Linked DNA regions of Homo sapiens: region 2 is linked to region 1. Evidence: chromatin loops called from intact Hi-C (ENCODE). Cell type or tissue: IMR-90. All regions are shown on one strand. Links, peaks and the distances in the headings refer to the core of each region. The heading gives the core; the rest is flanking DNA.

The links. A loop is a pair of places that touch in the nucleus more often than their neighbours do. Peaks named below come from ENCODE experiments on the same cell type or tissue, not always from the same donor. Only the 100,000 strongest peaks of a DNase experiment are listed, where the experiment ranks them.
Region 2: a loop joins it to region 1, with 2.8 times the contacts of the local background. A loop is called at or near these places in 2 of 110 quality-filtered maps.

What each region holds. Positions count from the first base shown.
Region 1 is chr3:23,568,518-23,584,065 of GRCh38, reverse strand. The region is part of intron 5 of UBE2E2 (ubiquitin conjugating enzyme E2 E2); the gene reads right to left. Among named protein-coding and RNA genes, the nearest start is that of UBE2E1, 230 kb to the left of the region's middle. In IMR-90, for the core only: no CTCF peak of the experiment used is centred there; DNase peaks (open chromatin) are centred at 3,535 and 8,175.
Region 2 is chr3:23,438,747-23,454,294 of GRCh38, reverse strand. The region is part of intron 3 of UBE2E2 (ubiquitin conjugating enzyme E2 E2); the gene reads right to left. Among named protein-coding and RNA genes, the nearest start is that of UBE2E2, 240 kb to the right of the region's middle. RefSeq lists a cis regulatory region at 12,735 and an enhancer at 12,651-12,820. In IMR-90, for the core only: no CTCF peak of the experiment used is centred there; a DNase peak (open chromatin) is centred at 11,084.

The DNA of each region.
Region 1 (15,548 bases), core at 3,241-11,240:
CCTCTATGAAAAACCCACAGCCAACATCATACTAAATGAGCAAACATTAGAAGCATACCCCTTTTGAAATCCAGAACAAATCAAGGATGCCCTCTCTCACTACTCCTAGTCAATATTACACTGGAATTCTTAGCCAGAGCAATCAGGCAAGAGAAAGAAATAAAATGCATTCGAATAGGAAGGGAGGAAGTCAAACTATCCCTGTTTGTAGACGATATGATTCTATACCTAGAAAACCCCACTGTCTCTGCCCCAAAGCTCCCTGACCTGATAAACAACTTCAGCAAAGTGTCAGGATACAAAATCAATGCACAAAAATCAGTAGCATTTCTATGCATCAACACCATACAGGCTGAGAGCCAAAACAAGAACACAATCCCATTCACAATAGCCACAAAGAAAATAAAATACAGCTAACCAGGGAGGTGAAAGATCTTTACAATGAGAATTACAAATCACTGCTCAAAGAAATCAGAGGTGACACAAACAAATGGAAAAACATTCCAAGCTCATGGAAAGGAAGAAGTTTGTTAAAATGGCCATACTGCCCAAAGCAATTTACAGGTGCAACGCTATTTCTATCAAACTACCAATGACATTCTTCACAGAACTAGAAAAAACTATTTTAAAATTCATATGGAACCAAAAAAGGGCCTGAATAGCCAAAGCAATGCTAAGCAAAAAGAACAAAGGTGGAAGCATCACATGACCTGACTTCAAAGCATACTACAAGGCTATAGTAACCAAAACAGCATGATACTGGTACAAAAACAGACACATAGACTAGTGGAACAAAATAAAGAGCCCAGAAATAATGCCACATATTTACGACCATCTGATCTTTGACAAAGCTGACAAAAATAAGCAATGGGGAAAGGACTCCCTATTCAATAAATGGTGCTGGGCTAACTGGCTAGCCATATGCAGAAGATTGAAATTGGACCCCTTCCTTACACCACATCCAAAAATCAACTCAAGATGGATTAAAGACTTAAATGTAAAACCTAAAACTATGAAAACCCTGGAAGACAACTTAGGAAATACCATTCTGGACACAGGCCCTGGCAAAAATTCCATGATGAAGACTCCAAAAGCAACTACGACAAAAACAAAAATTGACAAATGGGATCTAATTAAATGAAAGAGAGTCTGCACAGCAAACAAACACACAACACACACACACACACACACACACACACACACACTCAACAGAATAAACAGACACTCTACAGCATGGGAGAAAATATCTGCAAACTACGCATCTAACAAACGTCTAATATCCAGAGTCTACATGGAACTTAAATTTACAAGCAAAAAACGAACCCCATTAAAAGGTGGGCAAAGGACATGAACAGACATTTCTCAAAAGAAGGCATATATGTGGCCAACAAGCATAGGAAAAAATGATCACTGATCATTAAAGAAATGCAAATCAAAACCAAAATGAGATATCATCACATACCAGTCAGAATGACCATTATTAAAACGTCAAAAAATAACAGATGCTGGAAAGGTTATGAAGAAAGTGAATGCTTATACACTGCTGGTGGGAGTGTAAAGCGTTTCCACAAACCACTGCGGAAAGCAGTGTGGTGATTTCTCAAATAACTCAAAGCAGAATTACCATTTGACCCAGCAATCCCATTACGGGGTATATCCAAAGGAATATTTCTATCATAAAGAAACATGTATGTGTATGTTCACCATGGCCCTATTCACATCAGCAAAGACATGGAATCAACCTAAATGCCCATCAATGGTAGACTATCTAGATAAAGAAAAAAACCGTGGTATATATACACAATAGAATGTTATGCAGCCATAAAAAAGAATGAGATCATGTCCTTTGCAGCAACATGGATAGAGCTGGAGGCCATCATCTTAAGCAAACACAGGAACAGAAAACAAAATACCGCATGTTCTCACTTATAAGTGGGAGCTAAACATTCAGTACCCATGGACACAAAGAAGCAAACAACAGATACCATGGCCTACTTGAGGGTGGAGGGTGGGAGAAGGGTGAGGATAGAAAAACTACCTATGCTTATTACCTGGGTGACAAAACCAACTGTATATCAAACCCCTGTGACATGCAATTGACCTATATAATAAATCTGCACATGTACCCCTGAAACTAAAACAAAAAATCCAGACTAAAAGGGATAAGCAGCAGCTAAGTGGTAAGAGGAAAGTGAATCCTGAGGAAATGGAGAAAAGACAGGCAGACTGCTGAACTGCTGAATGACTCTATTTGCAAGACCAAAGAACATTCTATCTTGGTTGGTAGGTGGTATGGAAGAAATTACACGAAAAATTTTTTTATTCCCCTTTCATAAGAAAACATACACATCTTGAAGAAACACAAAGATAGTATAGCATAGTGGAAAAGGGCATGGGCATTGGATCCAGAATGTCTGGGTTTTTAACTTAGTTCCACCACGGAGTCAGGTCACCTTGGGAAATTACTGTGCCTCAGTTTCCTCAACTGCAAAATGGGGAGAATAATGGTACCTACACTTCATAGTTTGTTATGAGAATTAAGTGAATTAATCCTTGTAAAGCATATACAAATTGAAAACAAATATGTATTTGTGTGCATCTTTTAAGAATATATACCTGATTGTCTTCTTAAAGACATTCTCTTCAGATAAAATCCAAACTCAGCATGGCTCCCAAGGTCTTCTGTGATCCAGACTTTATCTTTCTAGCCTCCTCCCCTCATGCTTTAACCATAATAAATGACTTTCAGCTTTTTAAATAAGCCCTGCTCGAGGATGCCAGGAGTTTAAGATGAACCTGATCAATATAGCGAGACCCCGCCTCTACATAAATTTTTAAAAATTAGCTGGGTGTGGTGGTGCATGCCTATAGTCCCAGCTACTCTGGAGGATCCCTTGAGTCCAGGAGTTCAAGATTGTGGGGAGCTATGGTTGTGCCACTGCACTCCAGCCTGGGTGTCAGAGTGAGACCCCACCTCAAAAATAAATAAATAAAAATTAAAAAAATAATAAAAGGACCAACAATTTCACCATTTACCTGAAATAAAAGCCCTTTGCCATATGCAAAACGTGTTTAACATGAATCAGATCTGACGTTAGATAGGAAGTTACGTGACATTACCATAAGGATTTTTAAAACTTAAGATATTTTGTAAAGTTTGGGATATTTTCTGGGACATCTGATTACCTGAATCAAGTTATTAAAATATGCAATAAAAAAATAAGCCCTGCTCTTTTATGATTATGTTTGTTTGCTTATGTTGGTTCCTCTGCCTGGGATAACCTTTTCTACTTTTTTACCTGGCAGGCTTCTACTCATTTCTCAACATTTAGTTCAAGCATAGCCTCCCTGAGGATGTCTTCCAGGGGCTTCCTAGCAGTCTTATGTGTCCCATCTCTGATTTGTTTGTTCATATCTCTATCATTGCACTGCAAATACAGGCATACCTTGGAAATGTTACAGGTCTGATTACAGACTGCCGCAATAAAGTGAATGTCACAATAAAGTGAGTCACACATATTTTTTGGTTTCCCAGTGCGTGTTTATACTGTAGTCTATTACGTGTGCAATAGCATTATGTCTTAAAAAAGTACATACCTTAAAAATATTGCTAAAAAAATGCTAACAATCATCTGAGCCTTCAGTAAGTCGTAATCTTTTTACTGTTGGAGGATCTTGCCTTAATGTGGATGGCTGCTGACTGATCAGGTTACTGAAGGCTGGGGTGGCTATGGCAATTTCTTACAATAAGACAACAATACAGTTTGCCGCATCGATCGACTCTCCCTTTCAGGAAAGAGTTCTCTGTGCATGTGATGTTGCTGTTTGACAGTATTTCACTTACAGAACTTCTTTCAAAATCGGAATCAAGCCTCTTAAATCCTGCCACTGTCTTATCAGCTAAGTTTATATGTAATATTCTAAAAACTTTGTTGTCATTTCAGTGTTCAAACAATCTTCACCAGTAGATTTCATCTTAGGAAACCACTTTCTTTGCTCACCCATAATAAGCAACTCTTCATCTGTTCAAGTTTGTTCATAAGATTATAGCAGTTCAGTCACATTTACAGGTACTACTCTAATTCTAGTTCTCTTGCTATTTCCATTACATCTGCAGTTATTTCCTCCAATAAAAGTTGTGAAACCCTCAAATCATCCACGAGAGTTGGAATCAACTTGTTCAAAACTCTGGTTAATGTGGATATTTTGACCTCCTCCCATGAATCACAAATGTTCTTAATGGCACACAGAATGGTGAATCCTTTACACAAGGTTTTCAATTTACCTTGGTCAGATCCATCAGAGAATCGCCATCTATGGAAACTATAGCCTTAGGAAATAGTATTCTTTTTTCTTTTTTTTTTAAGAGACAGGGTCTTGCTCTGTTGCCCAGGCTGGAGTGCAGTGGTACGATCGTAGTTCACTGTAACTTCGCGATCCTGGGCTCAAGTGATCCTCCTGTATCAGTCTCCCAAGTAGTTAGGACTACAGACACAAACCGTCATGCCTGGCTAACTTTTAATTTTTGTTGTTGTTGTTGTTGAGAAAGGGTCTTGCTATGTTGCCCAGGCTGGTCTCAAACTCCTGGCCTCAAGTGATCCTCCCACCTAGCCTCCCAAAGCACTGGGATTACAGATATGAGTCACCACACCCAGGCTTTTAGGTTTTTTTTTTTTTTTTTGAGATGGAGTCTTGCTCTGTTGCCCAGGCTGGAGTGTAGTGGCACGATCTTGGCTCACTGCAAGCTCCACCTCCTGGGTTCACGCCATTCTCCTGCCTCAGCCTCCTGAGCAGCTGGAACTACAGGCACCTGCCATCATGCCTGGCTAATTTTTTGTATTTTTACGGGGTTTCACCATGTTAGCCAGGAAGGTCTCGATCTCCTGACCTCATGATCCACCTACCTTGGCCTCCCAAAGTGCTGGGATTATAGGCATGAGCCACCACGCCCTGCCTAGTTTTCTTAAATAATAAGAATTGAAAGCTGAAATTAATCCTTGATACATGGCCTTCAGAATGGATGCTGTGTTAGCAGGCATGAAAACAACATTCAACTCTTCATACATCTCTATCAGAGCTCTTGGGTGACCAGGTGTATTATCAACCAGTAGTAGTATTTAAAAATTTTTTTTTAACTTTTAAGTTCAGGGGTACATGTGCAGGATGTGCATGTTTGTTACACAGATAAACACGTGCCATGGTGGTTTGCTGCACAGATCATCCTATCACCTAGGTATTAATCCCAGCATCCATTAGTTATTCTTCCTGATGCTCCCCTTCCCTGCCCCCTCTGACAGGCCCCAGGGTGTGCTGTTCCTCACCATGTTTCCATGTACTCTCATCATTCAGCTCCCATTTATAAGTGAGAACATGTGGTGTTTGGTTTGTTTCTGTGCTAGTTTGCTGAGGATAATGGCTTCCAACACCATCCATGTCCATGCAAAGGACATGATCTTGTTCCTTTTTATGGCTGCACAGTATTCTATGGTGTGTATGTATCACATTTTCTTTATCCAGTCTATAATTGATGAGCATTTGGGTTGATTCCATGTCTTTGCTATTGTGAGTAGTGCTGCAATGAGCATATGTGTGCACGTATCTTAATAACAAAATAATTTATTTTCCTTTGGGTATACACCCAGTAATGGGACTGGTAGGTCAAATGGTATTTCTGCCTCTAGGTCACTGAAATATCACACTGTCTTCCACAATGGTTGAACTAATTTATACTCCCATCCACAGTGTAAATGCATTCCTTTTTCTCTGCAATGTTGACAGCATTTGTTGTTTTTTGACTTGTTAATAATAGACATTCTGACTGGCATGAGATGATATCTCATTGTGGTTTAATTTGCATTTCTCTAATGAGTGATTTTGAGCTTTTTTTCATATTTTTATTGGCCACACGTATGTCTTCTTTTGAGAAGTGTCTGTTCATGTCCTTTGCCCACTTTTAAATTTTTTTTCTTGTAAATTTGTTTAAGTTCCTTGTAGACTCTGGATATTAGATCTTTGAGTACTAGTATTTTGAAAAGAATCTTTTTTTTTTTTTTTTTCTGAGAGGTAGGTCTCAACCGTGGGCTTAAAATATTCAGTACGTCATATTAAAAAAGATGTGCTGTCATCCAGGCTTTGTTCTTCCACTCAGAGAGCACAGGCAGAGTAGGCACAGGCAAGTTTTTAAGGGTCCTAGGATTTTTGAAATGGTAAATGAGCACTGGCTTCAACTTGAAGTCACCAGCTACATTAGACCCCTACTAAGAGAGTCAGCCTGTCCTTTAAAGCTGTGTAGCCAGGCATTGATTTCTCTCCAGCTATAAATGTCCTAGATTGGTATCTTTCAACAGAAGGCTGTTTCATCTACAATGAAAATCTGTTTAATGTAGCCACCTTCATCAATTATCTTAGCTAGATCTTCTGGACAACTTGCTGTAGCTTCTATATCAGCAACTGCTTCTACATCTTGCACCTGCCTTGTTCCTTGGTCACCCTCAACCTTGCAATTTTATGTTAGGAAGATGGCTTCTTTTTTAAAACCTTGTGAGCCTACCTCTGCTAGCTTCCAACTTTTTTTCTGCAGCTTCCTCACCTCTCGGCCTTCACAGGATTGCAGAGAGTTACGGCCTTATGCTGGATTAGGCTTTGGCTTAAGGGAGTGTTGTAGCTGGTCTGACTGTCTATCCAGACCACTAAATCCCTATCAGCAATAAGGGTGTGTTGCTTTTTTTTTTTTTTAAATCATTCCTGTGTTCATCAAAGTAGCACTTTGTATTTTCTTTAAGAACTTTTCCTTTCCATTCACAACTGGCTAATGCTTGACACAAGAGGCCTAACTTTTGGCCTGTTTTGGCTTTTGACATGCTTTCCTCAATAAGCTTAATTATCTCCATCTTTCAATTTAAAGTGAGAGACATTTGACTCTTCCTTTCACTTGAACACTTAGAGGCCATTACAAATCAATTACAATAGTAGCATCAGAGATCACTGATCACAGATCACCATAAAGGATATAATAATAAAGTTTGAAATATTGTGAGAATTACCAAAATGTGACACAGAGACATGAAAGAGCACACGCTGTTGGAAAAATGGGGCTGACAGACACGGGCTTGCTACTAACCTTCAATTTGTTAAAAAAAAAAAACAATAACAACAGTATATGTGAAACACAAAAGCACTGTCAAACGAGGTGTGCCAGTACTGCCTTTTAGCTGTCTGTTTACTTTTCTGTTTTCTCACTGGACGGGAGCCCATGCACTCATTCAACAAATATTTATTGAGCCCCTACTCTGTTCCAGGTACTGGAGAACCAGTGCTAAACAAGTTTCTCCCCTCACAGGACTGTCTGTCATCTCTGTATCCCTCTTACCCTATATGTTTACTGCATGGATGGATGGATGATTAGAAGAATATAAGTAGATAAGGTATACACACAACAACAGCCATATATAGCACAGTCACTCCACAAGGCAGGTGTTCCTTTGCAGCACTAGCATTATAAATAGATTGCATCATAGATGTTTGTCCTGTCTCTACTCAAGGATTACTAGGAAGTCAGAGATAGGGACATGGTGGTGATTTTAACAGCATTCTTTCACTTTTCTCCTCTAATTATGTAAACATAATTTAAAAATTATGTTTTTTTAAACATAATTATTTTGTTATTGGAATTTGTGGCCTGCACTTTGCCATTTCTTGGATTCTTCAAGGCTATGATCCACTGTCCTCCGGCAGTTCCACTGTATCTTTGATTAATGTTATTCTTTTCGCTCCCCAAGTCACTGGAGGCTATCTGTGAGTTGTCTTAAAATGAGAGAAATAATTAATTTTTGTTTCTTTCATAATACTTTTATTCCATGGTTTGGTCTAGCCTAGTTTTATTTAAATCTTTTATAAAATTAAAACATAACAGATGTGCATTATAATAAATTCAAATAATACAGAAGTATGTATAAAGTAAAAAAATACTACCTTCTCTTCAACTCAATACCCCCTTCCACCTTGAGGCAACTACAGTTAATGGTTTGACCCTCATCCTTCCATATTTTATTTATTTAAATAGAAATCGCACAGACATTCTGCAACTCGCATTTTCTTCTGTAACAATGTACCGTAGCTGTGTTTCTGAGACAGCACATATTGACTTAGCACATTAGTTTTAGTAACTATAAGGCATTCCTTTGCATAGTGAGTCAGCATTCATTTTTCCACTCCCCTTATGATCACATTTAGATTTTGATTTTTTGCTGTTAGAACTATATTACAGTCTTGTATAAATCTTTGAGGACATATTTGAGTACTTCTGGAGGGCAGATTCCTGGACCACTGTATACATTTTAAATGTCTGGTAAATGCTGCCAAACCACCCTTCAATAAAAGTATGTACAATTTACTCTCTTTCTGGGCATTCTCACCAACTCATTATCAGCTTTTTTGTTTTTTTTCCAAACTAACAGAAAAATAATCTGTCGTTGTACCTGTATTTAATTTGATACCTACTGAAGTTTAACATTTTTTCAAGTTTGTTCACCATTTGTATTTCTTCTGTGAGTATTTTGTTCATGTCCTTAGTCCATTTTTTCTAATATGAAGGAACACTTTATACACTATAAATATTGAAAACACACTATAACTAAGCTTTGGCCTCAGTACTCGGTCAAAATTTGCTTTAGCTTTTGGAAGACGGAATAGGCAAATGCCTCATTCAATGTCATTTCCAGGTTTACTGAACTTGTAGAGATCAAAGATCATATAGGTTATTATCACATATAGTAAGCATAACATCATCACTTGGACTTACTGTTAGTATCTGAATACTGATTTTTAAATATTGGTAAGCATTCTGAATGTAACTTGGGACTAAAAATCTCTTTTAGCCAAAGACAAACTACATAATATATGAAGGAAACATCTGGCATTGTCTACACATGTATTCACACAAATGTTCAAAATGAGAGAGAAGAGCAGCCACCACATGTTAAAAGGCTGCTGGAACAAACATGGTTTTAATGTTATCCACTGCAAGTGCTAATACAGGCTGAGTAGCCCTAATCTGAAGATCCAAATTCTGAAATGCTCCAATGCGCATTTCCTTTGAGAGTCATGTAGGTGCTCAAAAAGTTTCAGATTTTGGAGCATTTTCAATATCCAGATTAGGGACACTCAACCTGTACCAAAAGAAAATGACTTGGTAACAAGCAACAGCTGCTGGCATAAAGTGTAGCACATCTGGTGACTGTGTGAAGCAGCAAGTGAATGCAAAAGTATTAGAAATAAAAATGTAATGGCAGAAGTCTTATGTCTGCTTCTTAAATATTGAGAAAGTGTTTTCTTTCTTAGGGACAAGGTCTCATCATGTTGTCCAGGATGAAGTGCAGTGCCTAATCACAGGCATGATTATAGTGTACTATAGCCTCAAACTCCTTGGCTCAAGCAATCCTTTTTTGCTTCAGGCTTCTAAGTAGCTGGGGCTACAGGTGTGTGCCACTGAGATCAGCCTGCAAACTGCTTTCTTTATAAAAATTTATAATTTTTAATGTTTGTGGGTACATAGTAGGTGTATATATTGATGGGGTACATGAGATACTCTGATAAGGCATGGGAATGCAATGTATAACAATCACATCATGGCAAATGGAGTATTCATCCCCTCAAGCATGTATCCTTTGTGTTATGGACAATCCAGTTGTACTCTTTTAGTTATTTTAACATGTACAATTAAATTATTTTTTATTATAGTCACCCTGTTGTGCTAGCAAACACTAGGTCTTTTTCATTCTTTCTAACTGTTTGTATCCATTAGCTGTGCTCACTTCCCTCCCTCTGACACCAACTACCTTTTCCAGCCTCTGGTAACCATTCTTCTACTCTCTATCTTCATGAGTTCAGTGGTTTTAATTTTTAGCGCTCACAAATAAGTGAGAACATGTGAAGCTTGTCGTTCTGTGCCTGGCTTATTTCACTTAACATAATGACCTCCAGCTCCGTCCATGTTGTTGCAAATCATAGGATCTCATTCTTTTTTACTGTTGAATAGTACTCCATTGCATATATGTACCACATTTTTTTTTATTCAGTCAAAGTGTTTTGTTTAAGCATTGCACACAGCTTTAGTTTGTGAAATTGTTTCAATGACAGTGTGTCATCATCAGCTAAGTTTTTAAGTCTAGGAGTTGAGAAGACTTTACCCTTTTGTTACTATTCAAGAAAAAGGAGAGCTTATTGACCTAATAGCACAATCTCCATGAATAGTAACCCATATTGGCGTACATTGCCCACAAAATCCACGCTTTTAATCAGCTGACAACAAGCAGCTATTTAGGTATTGCAAGTGTGGAGGAACCACCTAGCAGCTGGCAGCACTGAGAAAAGATATTGGTACATCATAATGACAAACCTTAAAAACATACTGATGCTTTAATAATAAAACTGTAACATTAAGTTCTTGAAAATAAAATTTCATATTTATTCTTATATCTCAGAAGGTCATTTTATGATGGGAACATTCAGCTTTGCCTTAGGCTGTTCATTGATTTTAATACTGGCTGTTTAGTACTCAGCCAAAATAAATTTAGTGCACTTCTAAAGATAACACGATTCATCTATTATGTGTGGAAAAAATATTTTCTCCCAGTATATGATTTGTCCTTTAACCTAGCTTATGATGTCTCTGGCCAAATATAAATTTAAAAAATTTAAGAATTCAAAGCAGTCCATCTTTCTTTAATATTTTCTGGTTTGATGCATGTTTATAAAGGCTCTCTATATTCACTGCACTAGTTTAGAAATATCTTTGCGTATTTACTTTCTCCTATATTTACAGTAACTTTTATGTGAAATGTTAACTTTATCATACACAAGCTTCCTATGTGTATCTGGACCTGATTCTGTACTTGTTATTCTTTCAACGGAATAATTTGTCTTTTGCTTTACTCACTCCTGATTTGTATCACTATAGCTTTATAGTAGGGTTTGATATCTAGTAAATTAAGTCCTCATCGTACCTCATTCCTTTCCTTCTGTAATTTTTTTTTGAGAACCCTAATCTTGATGAGATTAATACTTGGAGCAATTAAAGCATTTCACCCCAGGGTATAGGACTCTCATGTCCCTCTAAATAATGTCATCAAAACAAAACTACCATTTGACACAACAGTCTCATTACTGGGTATATACCCAAAGGAAAATAGATTGTTCTACCAAAAAGACACTTGCACTTGTACATTCACTGCAGCGCTATTCACAAAAGCAGAGGGATGAATTCAACCTAGGTGCCCATCAACAGTGGACTGGATAAAGAAAATGTGGTACATATACAGCATGGGATAGCATGCAGCAATCAAAAGGAGCAAAATCATATCCTTTGCAGCAACATGGATGCAGCTGAAGGCCACTATCCTAAGTGAATTAACATAGAAACAGAAAACCAAATACTGCATTGTCTCACTTATAAGTGGGAGTTAAGCCTGGGCACACACAGATGTAAAGATGGGAACAAAAGGCACTAAGGACTTCAAAAGGAGAGTGAGAGTCGGGGAAGGGGGCAAGGGCTGAGAAACTTCCTATTGGGTATTATGTTCACTATCTGGGTGACACGATCAACAGAACCCCAAACTTTAGCAACACGCAATATACCTTTGTAACCTGCATATGCACTCCCTGAATCTACAATAAAAATTAAAATTATACATACATATATAATGTTATCAGGATTTAGAAACACTGGAATTCCTCTGAGTCTAAAATGAAGTGATTAGGACAAAGTTGGGTTTTTGTAGTTTGGAAGGTAGAAAAACCTGACTACTAATTATAGGCTTAACCCAAACCAGAAAGATTAAGTATCCTCAAAAGACATAACAGTGTGTGACTTGTAGTGATTAAGGGAGAAAAACGATCATTTCCATGATTTAAATCAAATAATGGACATTATCAAACTAGATCTAAAATTGGGAATGCTAAATAAAACTGCCTAAATCTAGCAACATGTGCTACTGCTTCAGAATCAATAACCAGGGATACTAAAAGAGGTATTAACTATCCCAAATTCCAAGGAGACATTAATATCTCCCTCAGGACTTATTAAGATAAGCTGGCTCTGCCAGCTCCAGGAGTCCAACATAAAACATGAAAAAGAAGAGAAAGGACGTTTGTGGGAATACTGAGCTACTACCTTGGGAGTGTAGTTTGTGTGGCAGTGGAGGTGTCCTGTTCTCCACACCCTCCCCTCCAAAAGATGGCTTTCCTTTCTCAAAGCCACTTCGGGAGGGTACCAAGAGATTCGTTAGTAAAGATTCAGAGTGTCTTCAAGGAGACTCTTGAGTGTTATCCCTGTCTGGAAATTTAAATCAGATATGAGTTGCTTAGGTAGCTGACCTGCTGACCTGCTCCTAGACTAGCTGAGTAGAGAGAGGAAGTGGCAAAAAAAGCGGTCTGTACGATCCTTGCTATCTTGTCAGTGTCCTATCAAGAAGGGAGCACAGGCTGGGCGTGATGGCTCACGCCTGTAATCCCAGCACTTTGGGAGGCCGAGATGGGCGGATCACGAGGTCAGGAGTTTGAGACCAGTCTGACCAACATGGTGAAACCCTGTCCCTACTAAAAATACAAAAATTAGCCAGGCGTGGTGGCACACGCCTGTAATCCCGGCTACTCGGGAGGCTGAGGCAGGAGAATCACTTGAGCCTGGGAAACGGAGGTTGCAGTGAGCTGAGATTGTGCCACTGCATTCTAGCCTATCTGACAGAGCGAGACTCTGTCTCAAAAAAAAAAAAAAAAAAAAAAAAAAAGAAAGGAGCACACAGGTGAGGGGACTCTGATAGCAAAGAGATTCTTAGAAGAATGCTGTGTGTGAGGGGCAGTGGTGCTCTGGAGCCATTATTAAAACATTATACAAACTTATAATTAAATAGGTAATATTAAAAACAAACATAGAAAATACTTAAAAACTCATCACTTCTTAATCAGTTTACTATTACCCTCTATGCTCTTACTTTTTTATTGTCTATGTGCATGGTGGGAAAAATTGTGCTAGCATGCATCTTGTCCCAATTATCCATTTATTAAGAGTTATGTTGGCAACTTGAAATGCAAAAATGGTACAAAATCAGGACTTGATTTATTGTTGACTGTCTAGACTTAAGGAAGTGATAAAGAAGATGCTAATAATGCAGATTAAACTTAAAAGTCTATCATCTCTAGAGTCCTCACACTGTGAACAGTACAAAAATTGGAGGACACATTCTTCTAGTATTTGAAAACTATTATTTGATTTAGCAAAGAAGTTGCTCATGACATTACTAAAAACAAGCTCTGACATCTTTGTTTCACTTTGTCTTATTTCTTAAATGAAAATATCACCCAACAGTCATGTTAGAAATATACTCATTTGTCAGGTGCAATCACAGGATGAATACACAGGAAAGAGTTTGGCAAATATCAATGCCTTTCTGGAAGAATCAGCTGGCTATATGAAATTTACATTTAAGAGTACTGTATATTTTATAATTTATAAATTATTTATTATACATTGTTTACTGTTGTAAATTATTTACTATACATTGTTTACATCAGTAAAATGTACAATAAACTTAGGTATGTACATATACACATACCACCCCTGCCCAGCCTTTTGTTAAACATTTACCAGTACACTACTGGGAAATGGGCTGGGCTGGGCAAGGGGGTTGAGTCTAGGCTAGGTCTTCAACATCAGGGAACTGGGCAGTGAACTCTCCCAGTTACCCAATGTGAAGAAGCATTTTGACACCTGTTACCCAGAAGGCATGGATGGCAAGGCTGTATTTGCCAAAGATGCAGGAAGATGACAACCATGTGAAATTAGGTAAAGGGACACTGTTCTCACTTATTACCTATCCCTCACCCGCAAGGAGTTACGGCTTGATTAGGGGGAAAAAGGAGGTACCAGACCATGTTCCTCGCATTTTGATGGAGTAGAAAGAAGATATTAGATTTAAATCAGGTATAAGATGGGAGTTTAAAAATGGACCAGGTTGACCTTCTAATAATGAGAAAGTGACCCGCAGTAGTGAGTGCTAAAAGATCTGCTAGATATTGTTAAGGGATAGAAAAGCAAGATTCCACAAAACATAGCCTAAGGCAGTAACTGGATAAAATTAAAACCATTCAAAATTAACGCCCCTTGAGTCAATAGTGCTCATAAAACAGTAAAAATACAATGGCTGTATATACTTGATAAAATATTTTTAAAAACTTAAAAACTCAGCCTGTAAGTCTATATAGCAGTGCTACATACATTAAATCAATGCACACTTTGAAATATAAAATGTCCTTTTAGAATAAACTCATCTAAAGAACAGCACAGATGGTGTATTCCTACTGAGAAGCTATTGGGTTGCAATTCCAGGCTTAATTAAGTAATAATTTTTAATGAAATCTCAGAAAATATCCTTACAGTAGAGGACTTAAGATACCAGAGGTCCACACATTACTTTTCCCAAATACCACTGCAAAAAGCTCTAGCTGCAGCAAGTAGTGGAGGAAACAGGCCAAGATGCCAAGATATTGGAAGCTAGGTTTTTAAAAACAGCTTTATTGAGATGTAATTCACATACCATACAATACACCCATTTAAAGTGCACACTTTAATGGTTTTTAGTATATTCACAGATTGGGCAACCATTACCACAATCCATTTTAGAATATTTTTGTCATTCCAAAAAGAAACCCTGTACCCATTAGCAGTTACTCCCCGCTGGCAAATCCACCAGTCCTAGGTCTGGGTATCTACTAATCAAACTACTTTGGTGTCTAGGTAGTTCCCTAATCTGAAAACTTTTCCTAAATGGAATAATATGTAGTCTCTTGTGATTGGTTTCTTTTACAAAGCATGTTCTCAAGGTTCATCCGTGTGGTAGCATCAATACTTCATTCCTTTTTATTATCAAATTATTTTCCATTGTATGAATATATCAGTTATATTTATCCATTTATCAACTGATGGACATGTAGGCTGTTTTCACTTTTTGGCTATTACAAATAATGCTGCAAGGAACATTTGTGTACACCTTTTTATGTGGACATATGTTTTTATTTCTCTTGGGTATATATTTAGTTGTAGGATTGCTTGGTCTTATAACTCTATGTTTAACCATGTAAGGAACTGCTAAAGTGCTGTCCAAGGCAGATGCACCATTTTACATTCCCACTAGCAATGTCTAATTCTCCACTTCCTCACCAATACTTGTTATTATCTGTGGATACTAGATTTTAAAGAATAGCTTATTCTGCATTAGTCTATACCCACCAGGTATCCAGGTATTTTATAAAGTGTTATACATATATATATATATATGTATACATATATATGTGTATATACATGTATATATATATGTGTGTATATATGTATACATATATGTGCGTATATATGTATACATATATGTGCGTATATATGTATACATATATATATGTGTGTGTATATATGTATACATATATATGTATATAATTATATATAAGATATACAAGCGTTTGTTTCTGCCAGCCAGAGAAAATAAATTCTCTTTAAATGGAGT
Region 2 (15,548 bases), core at 3,539-11,538, 130 kb after region 1:
AGATTTTCTACTGTAAGTTAATAACTAATAAACACATGGTATAAAGTTATTACATTTAAGTACTGTTAAAATTTAAAAAATCAGTTTATAAAGTATTAAAATAATTTAAAGAGCAACTAATGGGGATCTAAAAATTCATTAGCTTCTTAAAAATTCAAACAGAACAAAACTGACAAAGGTAAAACAAGTCTCCTCTTATTCCTCAAGTTCTAGGAGTCTATGATTCTAACAAATTAAATACTTACATTTAGCAACATAATCTTACACAATATGCAAATATCTCAGAATGCTGCCTCCCTTCTGTAAAATTAAAGAGTATAGAAAACTATACCTTTAAGTTATTTTATAGCAGACATTCTAGGTGTTTACTACTAGACGTGTATCTTCTTTAAAAGGTAACTAGCACCACTATAATAAGCTCAGAAAAAGTTTCTTCCCCTATCAAGATATTTGTAACATCTTCACAATGAAGAGATGCTTCCTTGGCCAATGTACAAATACATTTTGAAAGGAAAGCTGTAATACACTGCTCTACAAGAAAGCTCTGTTGGTTGCAGAGGGTTAGGAAAATCTATAATGACAAATGTATTCACAGTTTGTTTTATAAAGTCGTTAATATGCAATATCTTGATTTATATTTTATTAAGATCATCAATGATTCCCTTTCCAGATTCAGAAATATATAAAAAGGGATTTTAAAATATCCTCAAACCACTGTTGTAAGCACCTCAGTTCTAGTCTTCAAAGATGCATACAATTTTTAAATGAGAAGTGAAATATGTGGAAAGAGAAAGTAGGCTAAAACTGTAGTCTTTGTTTTTCATTTGTTAATACTTTGGGTATATATTCTGTTTAACTTCCCTTAAGACATATTCATGCCAACTTTCTTTTTAAAAAACAGGTTAAAGATATAAAGTATTTTTTTCTTTCCTCACCACAAAAAAAAACAGAAACAAATGGAGAGCCTCCAAACATATTGTTTCCAACGGAAATGGATGAATTAAAAAATAGTTGCTCATTTTAACAAAAAATTCAATATTTTAAATAAGTTGAAAACACCACAACTACGTTGATTTAACTGACATATTTAAAATGGTATATATTAAACCATTAGGATACTCTACCAGAAGTAGCACTTGCCAGTTATAGGAAGGCACATTCAAACTTCGGTGCCTAAGCCTTAAGAATACTTATTATTTCCCCACTGCCAAATGCTCCAAAATATTTTACCTATCATTTACTTTGAAGAGCAGTTATTTTTCTAAGGATACTATTAAAAATGGGACATAGAGTCTAAGCAGTATTAGTGCACTTATGGGAAAAACAGGATGAAATACCAAAAAGTTGGCCTGTTCCAGGAAATCCAGAATACATAGTTGCTATTTGAGTAAAGGGGTGTGCCAGCGTGCTGTGGAGAACAGAACTCAAGAGACGGCATAAAAAGAACTTGTCCATCCTAACTCTGTTAGATCATAGGCATTTTGTAGTAAATTATGGTCCTTCAAGTCTTTTTCCTCCCTACTGCCCTCACCAGACCTCCTGACATACCCTCCTTTTCACAGAATGATAACATTAAAATGTCTTTCTCCCATCAGGGATAAAGTTGTTCTCATCTTTGACCAACACAGAATTATGCAGTAGCAACTCAACCATTTGGGTAACAGTTATCACCTAGCCTAATAAAGATTATAACTAGGATCAAGTTACAGTGTTATTCTAAATCAACAATCTGAATATAAATTTTAACTGGTCAGTGTGCACTAGAATTCCCATATTTTATAAACACGACTTTTACACTAAACTTTCTAAAGTCTCTCAAAAATTTTAATATAGATTCAAAACATACATTCTTATCAAGAAAACACCATGTTCCAAATTCAAATACTTTGGAAGAGTCAATGGAGGACTGTCAGCTGGTTCAAAAGTCTACTCACTAACAGAAAAAAAAAAGATTCTGTATAAAAATTGCACCTGTTTATGATTCACATTTTCTTAAAGAACTTCCTACTGTGTCTCTTGCTGACAAGTAAATGTAGGACCTTAAATCCACACAGTAGCTAGATATATCGTGCTGTTGAAAGTGTGAATTCACCAGTGGATATAGAACATTCATTAAATGAGGATATGAACTAACATATTCCAGCTGCAACAATTTTTGAACTATGCAAGTAACTCCATCCTTTTTCTTCCCCACTTTCAGCCAAAGAAATACTCTCCAAAGCCCAGAAAAACATCTCAAAGAATTGTTGAAAACTCACCACCAACCTTTTCCATATTTAGATTTTAACAATTAAATCTCTATAATTTAATTTCCAGTAAGAATAACATTAACAGGTTGATGGTAAAACAACCCTGTAATAATTCAATAAAAATGATAAAAATTTATCTTTATGAGATAAGCAACAACATCCATCCCTCTTACCCTTTAGGTACTGCTCTATTTTTTTCAAACTTGGCCACTATCTTAGGGAAGCATAAATATATTTTTTAAAACTCCACCAACATAGAGATTTCTTGTTGAGAGACTATGAACATATTCCTCGCTCATAAAAATAACTAACGATTGTATGAGAATCAAGTTTGAATTACTGAAATAGAAATAAAGCATACCTCTATACTTTTCATGTTGTAAAAGTACTTTATTACCAGGATATTAGCTTATTTTGGATTTCTTATAGCAAAAAGTACATCTTACTACACTGATAGCAGAGAGACAAAATCTTACATTACATAATCAAGACTCCTTAAGAGATAACACGGTATAGTCGTCAGAAGCGCTCACTGAAGACCTAAATTTCCTGGCTATCAATTGCAGACCTGCCACACCGATCAGCTCAGCAACCCTGCTCAAATTACTCTTTATTCCATGCCTCAGCCTCCTCATCTGTAAAATTATAAGTATTGCTCAGGATGTTTCGAGGATGCCATGTAATGAGACTTAGGTAAGTACTACCTCTATTACTGATCTAAGAATTCTTATTTTAGATGCATATACAGCTAAATTAATGAATCTAAATGGATAGCAGGACAAATTTGACATGAGCAATTTTTCAAAAAAAATTATTTATTTGCTTTTAAGAGGAGAGGCTATGTTGCTCAGGCTAAACTCAAACTCCTGGGCTCAACGGATCCTCCCACCTCAGCCTCCAATACAAGTGTGCACCACCGTGCCCAGTTAATAAACATTTAAAAAGTTTTACAATAGTTGCAGATTTACAGAAAAATTGCAAAGATAGTACAAAAAGTTCCCAAATCTTCCAAGAAGTTTCTCTTATTAACATTTTATGATGTCAGCAACTTTTAGTGATAGCTCAATAGTGGAAAGTCATTTATTCTCAGCCAGTAAAACTACAAATTTAATTAATCTGTAATTTCAGTAACCCACCTACTGGAATAAAACTTTGAAACTTGTAAATACCATATTATAATTAGTAAGTGCTAAATTTATTGTTTTAGTAATAGCACTGCACATACTATACTAATGTAAGGTGTTTTATATTCTCATTAAAAAGAAATAAAATGAAAAAGTTATTTTAATGTGTGTAATTACTTCTATATACATATTAAGTTGCAAATTAAAACGTAAAGTAGAAAATAAAGCCGGAATATTTAAATAGATACTTCATAATTTTAAAATTAAATAAATTTTCTTAATATCATAAGGTAACTAAAACTACATAAGGGCAATGTTGGTGAATACATTTTGATATCAGAATTCTTAATTTATTTCCTCACTTTTAAAGAATCATATTTCTAGTAATATAATACAAGGCAAATTTTTCTGAGATGATAATGAAAGAGGTAAAGAGGTGTATCTATAGCAATGTTAAAAGAGGCACACAGCATTAAATATAGACATGAACTGCCCCATTTAGTAGCCACTAGCCACATGTAGCAAAATTAATTAAAATTAATTAAAATTAAATTCTTCAGTTGTACTAGAACCACACGTCAAGGACTCAGTAGCCACATGAGGTTAGTGTTACAATGTTGGAAGCACAGAGAGAGAACATTTCCATCAGTGCAGAAAGTTGTACTGAAAAGTACTGCTCTAGATATGAACAGATTGTTTCACTAATCACACTTAACTGAGTTCTACCCAATAGTCCTAACCTCTTTATCCAAACAAATTCTTTTTATTAAACTTGCAAAAAAGAAGCAAGGGGATAAAAGCAGGCTTTTATCTCATTTTCTGAAATGTTTAAGGGATGAAAAGGAAGACGGCCTGGCCAATTCCCATAACAGACAAATGGCCACCAATAAATGAAAAAATTGCTGAGGTCCTCAAAGCCATTGCTGTACTCACGTGGCAGGGTAGCAGTGGGCCCAGTGGCCAGGAGGATGCCTCTTCAGGGGTACATTTCCTCACTAGGGGGAGGGGTCCCCATGTGGGGCCTCCGCACTGGTGGGACCTTCCCCATTATAGGGCTGGGGTTTCTGCCAGTGAAAAATGGGAAATTTCATTGTTAGCCAGCTTTAAAACTTTTCCCCGTTGAGATATTAAAAACACTGCTTACTGGATTATTTAGTTAATTCAAAACAGAATTATATGAGATAAGTTTTTAGAACTGATGAATCATGATGTGTGATTGATTCTGTCTGCCCCTGAGTCCCCTAGGAAAAAATCACCTGCAGTATTACCAGAACTGTCATAAGAATTTTCAATCTTATTAAATGCTGAAAAGATTAGATTGAACCAGATAATGGTTTTTCCAATCAGGATAAAAAATAAGGATAATTGTCTTTTAATTATCAGTAACAGACAGTGGTGAAAAGAGCAAATGTAATCAGATATAACAAAAACCTCACCAAGTTCCACAGCTTCTCATTCTTACCCCATCCGAATTTTTAAAATCAGAGTTGAAAATAAGAAGCAAATATTTAAATTCCATCCAGTTACTTCTTGTGAACATTCTGAGATTTGGTACTAAAATAATGATGATGTAATGGTCAATGGAAACAAAGATCTGTTGTTTTATTCTCCAAAAAATTTTTAAGAAATCCATGTAAGCAGTCTGTTGATATCTAAAAATGTGGCTAACAATAAAAATCCCCCTTACACTTACCAAATGTTTTCACTTCTACAAAATGAGCATTTTCATTGTTTGGGCTGCAGCACACACAGTTCAATGGAAAGTGATAGGTGTATTCCTACTGACGTTCTGTAATGCCATAAGAGTTACCCTAAATTTTTCCAGTTTAAACTCTTTCTGCTAGTATACTTACAATGGCATGCCATAGTATACCTTTGGGCTGTTAGGTAAGAGGGCAATTCAATAGAACTCTATGGATGATGGATATTACATTTCTAAAAGCCATTGAAAAACCAGAAAATATAAGTTTGTGGTGAACTCCAAGAAAGGAGACAGAAGAAGTAAACAGATGGAACTGTGCACTAAAATTTGTGACATTATTTTTCCCACCAGGTACCAGAGATCCTGGATCTGCCTGACTTAATCTCCTAATCTCTGGAGTTGCAGAGGGCCCCTTTAATCCCTTGTAACTACGCTCCCAAAGAGCAATTCAGAGGTCAGCTTACTACAAACTGCACTTTTCTGTCTACATTACAAGAAAGATGAGGATAAAGAAAGGAAACATAACCAGGAAAAGGTATTTTATACAAAATTAGGTAACACATTTGAATTACAAATTATCACCCTCCAATTGGTGAGAGAAATTTATTTTAAATAGAAAATATCTAGATCCCAAGTATTTAATGTTACTGTAAAAGTTGAAATACTTTCACGACAGGAACTAATATCATTCCCAATTAGCTTCCAATCAGAATCCTCATATTAGGTCATGTATTAAAAAATACTAACTTAGTAGACTATTCCTAATAGTATTCCAAATCTCCATAACATGGGTAAGTTAGGCTTACCTGCTGCTAGTTGTGAAAATTAAATTTTTGACACTATCAGTGTGAAAAGTAGTTCCAGAGTATATGGTCAAACAAAAACATTGCCAAAGATGTAAGAATAAAGATTTACATCAAACATCAAAAACAGAAATGCCTTTCAGGAGTTGACCTAAGTTCCTAGGGGTGGAACTGGAAGGCTTCGTGGCAAGAGCTTCATTCTGAAAAGATTACGGGGTCACTAACCTCGACAGACTCAGTCAAAATTAAACTCTGTTAGACTTCCTGTCTACCCTAAAAGACCCTGATATCCACAGATAAAAACTTCTTCACAACTGGCTTATCCATTAGAAAAAAAAATACTGCCTTTAATTAAAGAGATAATTTTTAAAAACAGAAACTTACTCCTCTGAACATTGATTTTATATTTACTTTGCTATACTGTCAAAGTTTCCTAATAACCTTTCTTCCTCACATGCAGCTGCAAGGCTGTTTTGGCCTGCAGAAAGGAATACATTTTTCTAATTCACACAAAATGCCATGAATGTTAATAAAGGCTCTGAAGACAACCATGTAATACCATATTTCATTGACTATAAAATAAGGTGCACCATCACTTTACAAACCACTGAGAAAAGCTCACTAAATTAGGCTGTAATATAGTGATTTCTTATCACACAAAAATTATATTACTCTTCTTGAAAGGGGTCTCTTGATAAGTGTAACAGTCATGTTTGCTATATATCACACTTGAGCACAAAGAAAGGATTACATGAACAAAAAAAGAATTACTAAAACTTCTTCACACTTGGAGTTTAATTCTTCTGAATCATTTTTCAGCTCAGAGATAATTGTTTTTCCACAAAATGTAGTCCTTTGTGCCATCAAGAGCATTGTTGAGGTAGTGTATCTTGAAATTTCTCTCCACAACTGCCCCTGGAATTTTCTTCCAAACTGCTGACATTCTTTTTGCAAGATTTTTAAAGAATGCATAACTACAACTAACTCACAATAACTACTTGTCCCAAAGTAATTGATATCAGAAAGGTTAAAATATGTAAAAATAGGCTTCTTAGAACTGATGAGATACAATAACAGGGCTCCTGATGTTGGGACAAAATGCTTTTCTTTCACTTCCTTTCACCCATCTAACTATTCATTCCTCAAATAGTTATTAATCACCTAATATGTGACACAGGCACCAAGGGACAGGGCAGTGCACAAACAGGTAATGACACTACTCTCAGGGAACTTACATAGAGACTGGCATTAATTAAATAAACACAGAAAATTAATATAAAACTACTACTGTTGTAAGTACTGAAAAAAAGATGCACATCATTTAGTAACATATGGCTGATCTGACCTAGTCAGGGAAATCAGATAATACCTAAGGAAAGCAGGGAGAATGAAATGTGTCAGGCAGAGGAAACAGCATGTAAGGACTGTTTTGCATGGATAACTGCACTGGGGAAAGGGAAATCCCAAACTTTTTGAGGCCTATTACAATTGAGTTCTAAACTACACCAATACTGGGGGACCTGAAATGCCAGCACGCTCTTCTGGTCAGAGTGAGGGTTTATGGAGGCCAATTAATTAATAAAGTTTTGACCCAAGTCTCGGGAACTACAGAGAAGAGCACTATCAAAGACTTAAAGATGCAGGGGTGGTGGTCCTCACCATATTCTCTTTCTATACCTTTTATGACCCTACGGATAAAAAAAAAAAAAAAAAAAAACCAAACAGACGGATAATGAATAACTGTAACCTTAAACTGGTAGAATCCCCAGTAGTAACTGGCATGCCAGATATGGTATCAATTTGGTACTCAGCTACTGATATGGTGAATGCTTTCTTCTCAGTCCCTATCAGTAGGGAAGATGAAAGGCAGGTAACTTTCACAATGGCAAAGAGACCATAATATCCTTCCCCAGGGCAATGTTAACTCTTACGATCTCACTCAAAATTCAGTCAGCCGGGATATCTTCACATTCCATTATATTCATGATAGCATACTAACTGCATCTGGTTAGCACAAAATGGAAAGTACCCTAGCCAGCTTAAGTAAAATACACATAGCAGACATTTCACAAAAATTAAGGGTTATGGGCACACACTGCCAAACTTTTTAAGGAGTTCAGGGCTCCAGGCCATGCTGAGAACATCCTCTTTAAGGTAAACAAGTTTTTGCATCTCTCAAATCTACTGTTAAGAAAAAGGTGGACCTTCTTTGATCCTGGAGGCTGTATATTTATATGCAGTACTTTTAACACCGTTTTGATCCATTTATCAGAGACCCCGAAGGATGCCAGTTTCAAGAGTGACCGAGTGTGATAAAGAAGACTCTGTAGCAGGTCCCAGCTATGGTGCATCTGTGACCAATGGATCTCATGGTACAAGACCTATTTTTTTTCTCTGTTTAAGAAATGGGGTCTCTCTCTGTTCCCCCAGGCTGAAGACCTATCATTGACGGATAAAAATGCTGTGGAGTCTCTGGCAAGCACCAAAAGAGAAGTCACAATGCTGATCCTTGGGGTTCAGTGGCAGAGAAGAACTTTCTGCTAGAAAAACAAATCCTAGTATGTTACAGGGCCCTAAGAGAATTTGCATGCCTCACTATGTGCCAACAAATAAGTCTGTGACTTAAAGTACCCACTGAGTAGCAAGACGGGCAGAGAAACAACCCGTTGTATGATGGAAATGGTATATTTGGGATTAGGCACAGGCACATTCAGGAGGCATGAAAAAATTACATTCACAGGTAACTCAGACTCCCACATCACTAACGCCTTTCTCCTTCATGACCAACTGTCAAGGCAAAAAGGATTTCCGATCTAGCCAAATATGAACTGCTGTTGCACTGCAGCCTTATTCAGGAGCAGACCTAAAGAACTGTGGTAAAAGAAGTTTGGCAGATGAGAACAACCGGAGCAGTATATGTGGTGGTCATCCATTTCAAATGGAGGGAGAAATGACCTGAGCTACAGATATACTCTGATTCATTGGCAGTGGTAAATGGTGTCTGGCTGTTTGATCAGGGGCCTAGAAAACAACAGTGAAAGATGATGTGATAAGGAGGTCTGGAAAAATGAATTGGGCACAAATCAGGGGCATTTGTGTGTCTCACAATAACTACCAGGAGGTATCTACCAAAATGGAGCATGTCAACATGTGTGTTGTCTAATATCAACAATGAGGTGAATAGGATACTTTATTCTATGGCTGTCAGCCAGCCTTCCACTTGGGCCACCACAGAGTTGACATAGTGAGCCCATAATAGAGTGGCCAAGGTGCTTCCTCTCACCAATGTTGAAAAGCTATTGCTAAATGCGTAAACTGCCAATGAAAGAGACTGATGACAACCACTCAATATGACATCATTACTCAAGGAAACCGATCACTTGGCATAAGATTACATGGGAGTGGGGAGGTAGAGGGAGTAAAAGAGTTGGTGGCAGGGTGGCAATGATTTGTCTTTACAGAATTAATACCTAATCTGAACATGGATTTAGTTCCAGCTCCCAATACCTCTGCTACCACCACCATTCCAGGGCTTATAAAATAACTGATCTATCAACATGGCATCCCACCAAACACTGTCTTAGGCCCAAAGTACCCATCTTATAACTAAAGAAGTATGACAATGGGCACATCCCCTTAGAATCCATTTGCTTTACCGTACACTCCATTCACAAATAACAGCTGGCCCAATAGGTAGGCAGAATAGCCTATTAAAAAATATCAGCTGAAGAGACATCTTGAAGATGACTTCCTGCAGTGTTGGAGCACTGCCCTCCAGGGTATGGTATATGCATATGCATTGAAGCAATGGCCATTACAGGGTGCTGTGTTATAAACAGCTTCAATACTTAGGTCTGGGAACTGAAGGATGACAGTAGGGTTGACTTTGTGAAACTTGTGTTTTCTACCCATCCTACTTTCATCTCTACTAAGGTAGAGGTTCTGACTTCCAGATGGGGTTAAGGGGTGATTGTTTCCACCAGTGGACATGTAAGAGTTCCAATAAACTTGAAGATCTGACTATACTGCTGGGATACTTTGAATTCCTCAAGCCAGTACATCAGTAGAAAAAAGGGAGTCAGGTTACTGCTAGGAATATTCAATCTGGACCACCACAAGAAGCAAAGACTGCAGCTACACAATGGGGGAAGAAGAAATATGTCCAGAACTTGAGAGATTCACTGGGGTATCTCGTGGTGCTTCCATAGCCAGCGGTTACAATAAATGGGATATTTCAACAACCATGGATCAACAACAGCAAGGCAACTAAGGGCTCAGACATTTGAGGGACATAAGTCATATTTTATTTCAGCAGGCAAGCAACACAAGCTGGCAAAAAAAAAAAAAAAAACAAAACTGGTGAAGAAAACCTAAAATGAGTGATAGAAGATGTGTATCAATTACTGCCTCACGGTCAGCTGCAGCAGAAGGGACTGTAATTTGTTTCTCTAACTGTCCCGTCTAAAGTCTTTCGGACAGTGTGGCAGGGCTCCACCTTGAAGGGGATTCAGTTACTGATTGCACATAACCTCTGATCTCAGGGATGAAGTGAAGGCATCTTATTCTCACAAAAATGGAGGCCTCATATCGTAGTATGGAAGCTACGTATAATGTAGAGCCTGAATGGATCTCAGTGGTTAAAGGGGTGTATTATACTGGGCATCTTTTATGCATCATTCAGATCTTCTCAACCTTACTTGTATCTTAGTCCAGCTGTCTAACCAGCACCAATTTCACATAGGTACATCTGACAGTTCCCTGCCTCATGCCTCGGGGGGCAGTTCTTGCCTTGTACTCTATGGCATCTGCGTTGACGCTGCTTTGGATTCCCCACTTGCATACCCCCATGGAGGAATTAATATACTGAAAGATGAATCTTTGGCCAATGGGAGACAGAAACTAATGAAAAAATTCTTCCTCCTTTCTTCTCTCACAAGGTACAGTCTTAAAGCACAGTTTATGAGAGTTTTCAGGAACGAACCTACAGGACTGAGTGGTGGCAGGTACCACAATAGCTTATCCATGTATTGACTCTCCACCCCTACCAAACCATATTCTCCTTGTTTCTCACTCTACTTCTTGGGATTATGTTCCCTAATAAACAGCACATGCTGCTCTGCTTCCGGCTCTTCTTAGTGGGGAAGCTGAGCTAAGACAGATCTAATAGTCTGTGGTGCCTTTATGATATTTGAGGTCATTCCTCTGGAGTTCAGAGGTGGTAAGTGAAACCACAGGCAGAGATGAGATCACTCAGAGGGAAAGACAGAGTAGGAAGAGAAAAGAGAAGAAGACCTAACACTTGGTCCATTAATGGCCACGAGAGGGATAATGGCCAGAAAAGAAGAATGCTGTGTGGCCAGAGAGGTGAGTAGAAAACTGGAAAGTACTGTTGTTATTGTGAGGGAGTTTAGTAGGGGACACAGGTAATATACATCTAATATACAAGCTGTTAATTTTAAATTACTAAATTTGGTTCAATTATTAATATAGATATTTGATATATTATCAAAGAAAATTAAATAATACATACTGCAAACAAAGTAGTGATGGAGGAAGTTTTTCAAACCACATTCCTCTGAGGGGAAACCCCAGGCAGAGCTACAGGAAAGCAGAAGAATCAGTAACCACGCCCCCTTATCTATGCATCTCTGGAAGGCAAACTGGTAGTGGATACAGACTGAGGAAAGGATGATCTGGCTGGCTAAGTTATTCACTTACAAAATTCTACCTTTTGAAAATTTCTTTTGGATTTTAAAAAACGCTCTGACATCAAAAAATAAAAGCTCATAAAACAGGCTTTTATAAGATCTTATAGAAAACAACACAGAAAGCTCAGTGCCTTATGTAAGGCATTTTAATTTAGTATACTTAAAACTATACTTCATAGTAAGACTTTCTTCCTTACACATAGGAGGGCATAAGAGTTCATAAAAATGCTTTATATGTCTTTACGAACACTTAGGATCAGAAGACAGATCTTAATACTTGGAATTAATCACAAGATTAAGGTATGAAATATCACCCTCTCTTACAAGAAGCCAGACAAGTCCTTTTTGGGGGGTTGGGTGGGAGATTAATGCTATATACCCATCAGTAGCAGGATTCATTTTTTTTTTTAAATTTAGAAATGTTTTGGTATTCTCCTTAAGTTCATTAAAACTTCTCTTTAGTGCATTTAGTTTGGTGTAAATAAAAGGATCAGTTCTGCCTGATCTTCACCCTGATTTCCTGTCTGTTTCAGTTAATATTCCTTATCCTATTGTTACTAATGTTTAATGAGGTCTTTATTAAAATATACATATGTTCTTTTACTCCCAGATTTTATTTTTGTAGCATGTATTACACAGGCCACATAAGTCCAAAGTTACAATCAACAATATAAAAGTCACAGAACTAAAATCTAAATTTCTAACTAACAATATGAACACTAGGGAACTTCAATTTAAATCACAAAGCAAGGCTTTGTAATAACATTCTTAAAGTACTTAAATAAATATGAAACGTCTTTGAATATAAGTGGTACACCAAAAGCAAATGTGTTTTAAACGACCCAAATGAAGAGTTTCATTTTCTGACACTGCTTTTGGTAATTAAAAAAAATGATATATTTAAAATAGTTAGCTCATAATATCACCTAAAGTGTTGTACAGTTAACAACTTCCTTTCAAAAATAATAGCATAAAGCAATACTGAATACGCTATAACTTAAAGATGAGACAGAATCAATGCTACCTGTCAGCAGTGCTAGAGGCCTGCCCCAACCACATGACTATTAGGAACAAGTCAGTGAGCTCCTCTAACAAAGTCTGTGCTTCAGAGATGGTGGCATCTCCTCCACACATTAAGTTTCCTTACCCAATTCTTTTTTTTTTTTTTTTGAGACGGAGTCTCGCTTTGTCGCCCAGGCTGGAGTGCAGTGGCGCGATCTCGGCTCACTGCAAGCTCTGCCTCCCGGGTTCACGCCATTCCCTGGCCTCAGCCTCCCGAGTAGCTGGGACTACAGGCGCCCGCCACCATGCCCAGCTAATTTTTTTTTTTTTTTTTTTTTGGATTTTTAGTAGAGACGTGGTTTCACTGTGTTAGCCAGGACGGTCTCGATCTCATGACGTCGTGATCTGCCCGCCTTGGCCTCCCAAAGTACTGGCTGGGATTACAGGCGTGAGCCACTGCGCCCGGCCTTCCTTCCCCAATTCTTTGATAGATGCTCACTTCACAGGTACAATTGTTGCCTGCCAACCTTGCAGGGTGGATATTAGTTTTCATCTGATGCTTCAGAATACCCAAGTGACACAACACCAGGTCAAATGATTTTAGTGGTTTGCAAGTCGGTGTAAAAACCCCAGCTCTTTTGTACTGGAGCTCAGTATCCAAACAGCCCATTCTCTCTTTAGAATTCTAACTAAAATGTCAGTGGCAAGGGATTTTTAAAATAGCCCCTAGGTGTTTCAAGTTTCCTGTGCTTGTTTCAGCAGACTACTGACCCTGCCTACTCACAATAAGCGAGTCTCTTAGGATTTAAATATACAGCTACATTGCCGTAACAAGAACCAGTTACAGGAAGAGCAGGAAAAAAAGTTGGGGGGACAAACTGGCAGGAAATGACTTCAGGACACTTTTTTTCTTTTTTTTTAAATCCAAGTCAAAGAATAACTCAGCTCTTTACAGTTATTTAAATCTGAAAACTATTTCCCTGAAAATGAAATTTCTAAGTAATATACAAATCAACTTAACTAGACTGAAACATTTAGGCTGATCTTACTTTATCCTTTTTCTCAGTATCTTACCTAACGGTTCTATATTTCAAAGCCTGACAGATTTGTTTGGCTGGCATGATCTGACCACTTCCTTTCTATCGAGAAATACAATTTTCTCTTTTGTTGCTGAAAGATTTCTGTTCACGCGTATGAACGTGGGTCCGTTTACAGATTTTGAAGTGTAAATGTTAACATGGAGATAATGCAGGTCAGTATTTTACATCTTATTAGATATCTATATAAAGAAGATAAGATAGCCGGGTACAATGGCCCATGCCTGTAATCTCAGCACTTTGGGAGGACGAGATGCAAGGATTGCTTGAGTCCAGGAGTTTGAGACCAGCCTGGGCAACATAGTGAGACCCCATTATTTTTCCTTTTTTTCTTTTGAGACAGAGTCTCACTCTGTCACTCAGGCTAGAGTGCAGTGGCGTGATCTTGGCTCACTGCAACCTCCGACCCCTGAGTTCAAGCGATTCTCCTGCGTCAGCCCTCCGAGTAGCTGGGATTACAGGCACCTGCCACTGCACCTGGCTAATTTTTGTATTTTTAGTAGAGATGGGGTTTCACCATCTTGGCCAGGCTGGTCTTGAACTCCTGACCTCGTTCGTGATCCACCCACCTCGGCCTCCCAAAGCACTGGGATTACAGGCGTGATACACAATGCCCAGCCTCTTTTTTTTTTTTAATATAAAAAATTTAAAAAGATAAGAATGTCTACAATGAATAAGTATAGCTTCTCTGGCTTCACTGATAGTATAATCTTGATGTCAGGTAGGTTTCTTGTTCCTCAAACTGTATAGGTTAAAACACAAAATGGGCTAATAATGGACAGCACTATGGTACTTTAGTTATACATCTGGATTGAGGAATGGAGTGAGAAATACAATGCGTTTTCGCTGAAAGTGTTTAAACTACTTAAATACATTAAAATAAAAATAAACACATTAAAATAAAAGGTTATCTATCTTTCCATTGTTATAAGATGTGGGTTCCAAAGCACTTGAGGGATGGGATGGAGACAGCTGCTCAAGGACAAGCTGGAGAAAGTTCATTATAAGAGTATGTATAATTCATTCCAGACCTCTCAACGTTCTCTCTCATAATCTCTTTGGGGTCCTAGAGACTTTGGGCAGCTAGCCATCCCCAGGGCTCACTTGCTTAAAATTCAAATCCCATTTCCCAGATCTCCCTTAATCCAAACACTTATCCATAAGAAGTTCTAAAACAATTCTAGGGTTAAGACATGGAGGAGGAGGGGTGCCTCTGAGTTTGACAGTATCTCTTAGCGCAGGTACTATAACACACACCCTTTATTCCTTTAGTCCTTGGATTCCTGGCATCTGCCAGTAACCCTATGTGATGGCCAGTCAGGAAGGAAAGCAGTCACACAGTTTCCTTTTGCAGTGCACAGGAAGAATACGCATGAAGGGAAAGTCTCAGGTTAGCCTTCCCCTGTACACATAACAGTATTTTTTAAAAATCACATGTTAAAAGCAAAACATCATGAATTCAATGTCAAGAAATTGAAACATTTCTTTGAATCAACTTATTTATAAGTATTATTGAGTTCCTGTTCCAAATTTTGCATTCTACTCTGATTTTCTTGTATATAAAAATGATCACTCAATTACTTAGGGGCAAATCTAACAATATTCATGCCTTCCTTAAAATAAAGACAACAATAGTTAACCATTATGTAGTGTGTTGAGTAGTATTCAAATATCCTTGCAAAGAAGCCACAAACCTTATCAGAATACTAATATGTTGTTATCAGAAAATTTGTAGTGATGGTGGTAACCTGACAATCATAAACCCACAGTAATTCTGATTCTTTTATGGTTTCAATATGAATACAGCTGAAACCAAATATTTTAATTTATGAACTATGTTAAGTTTCTCTTTTCCATTTATAT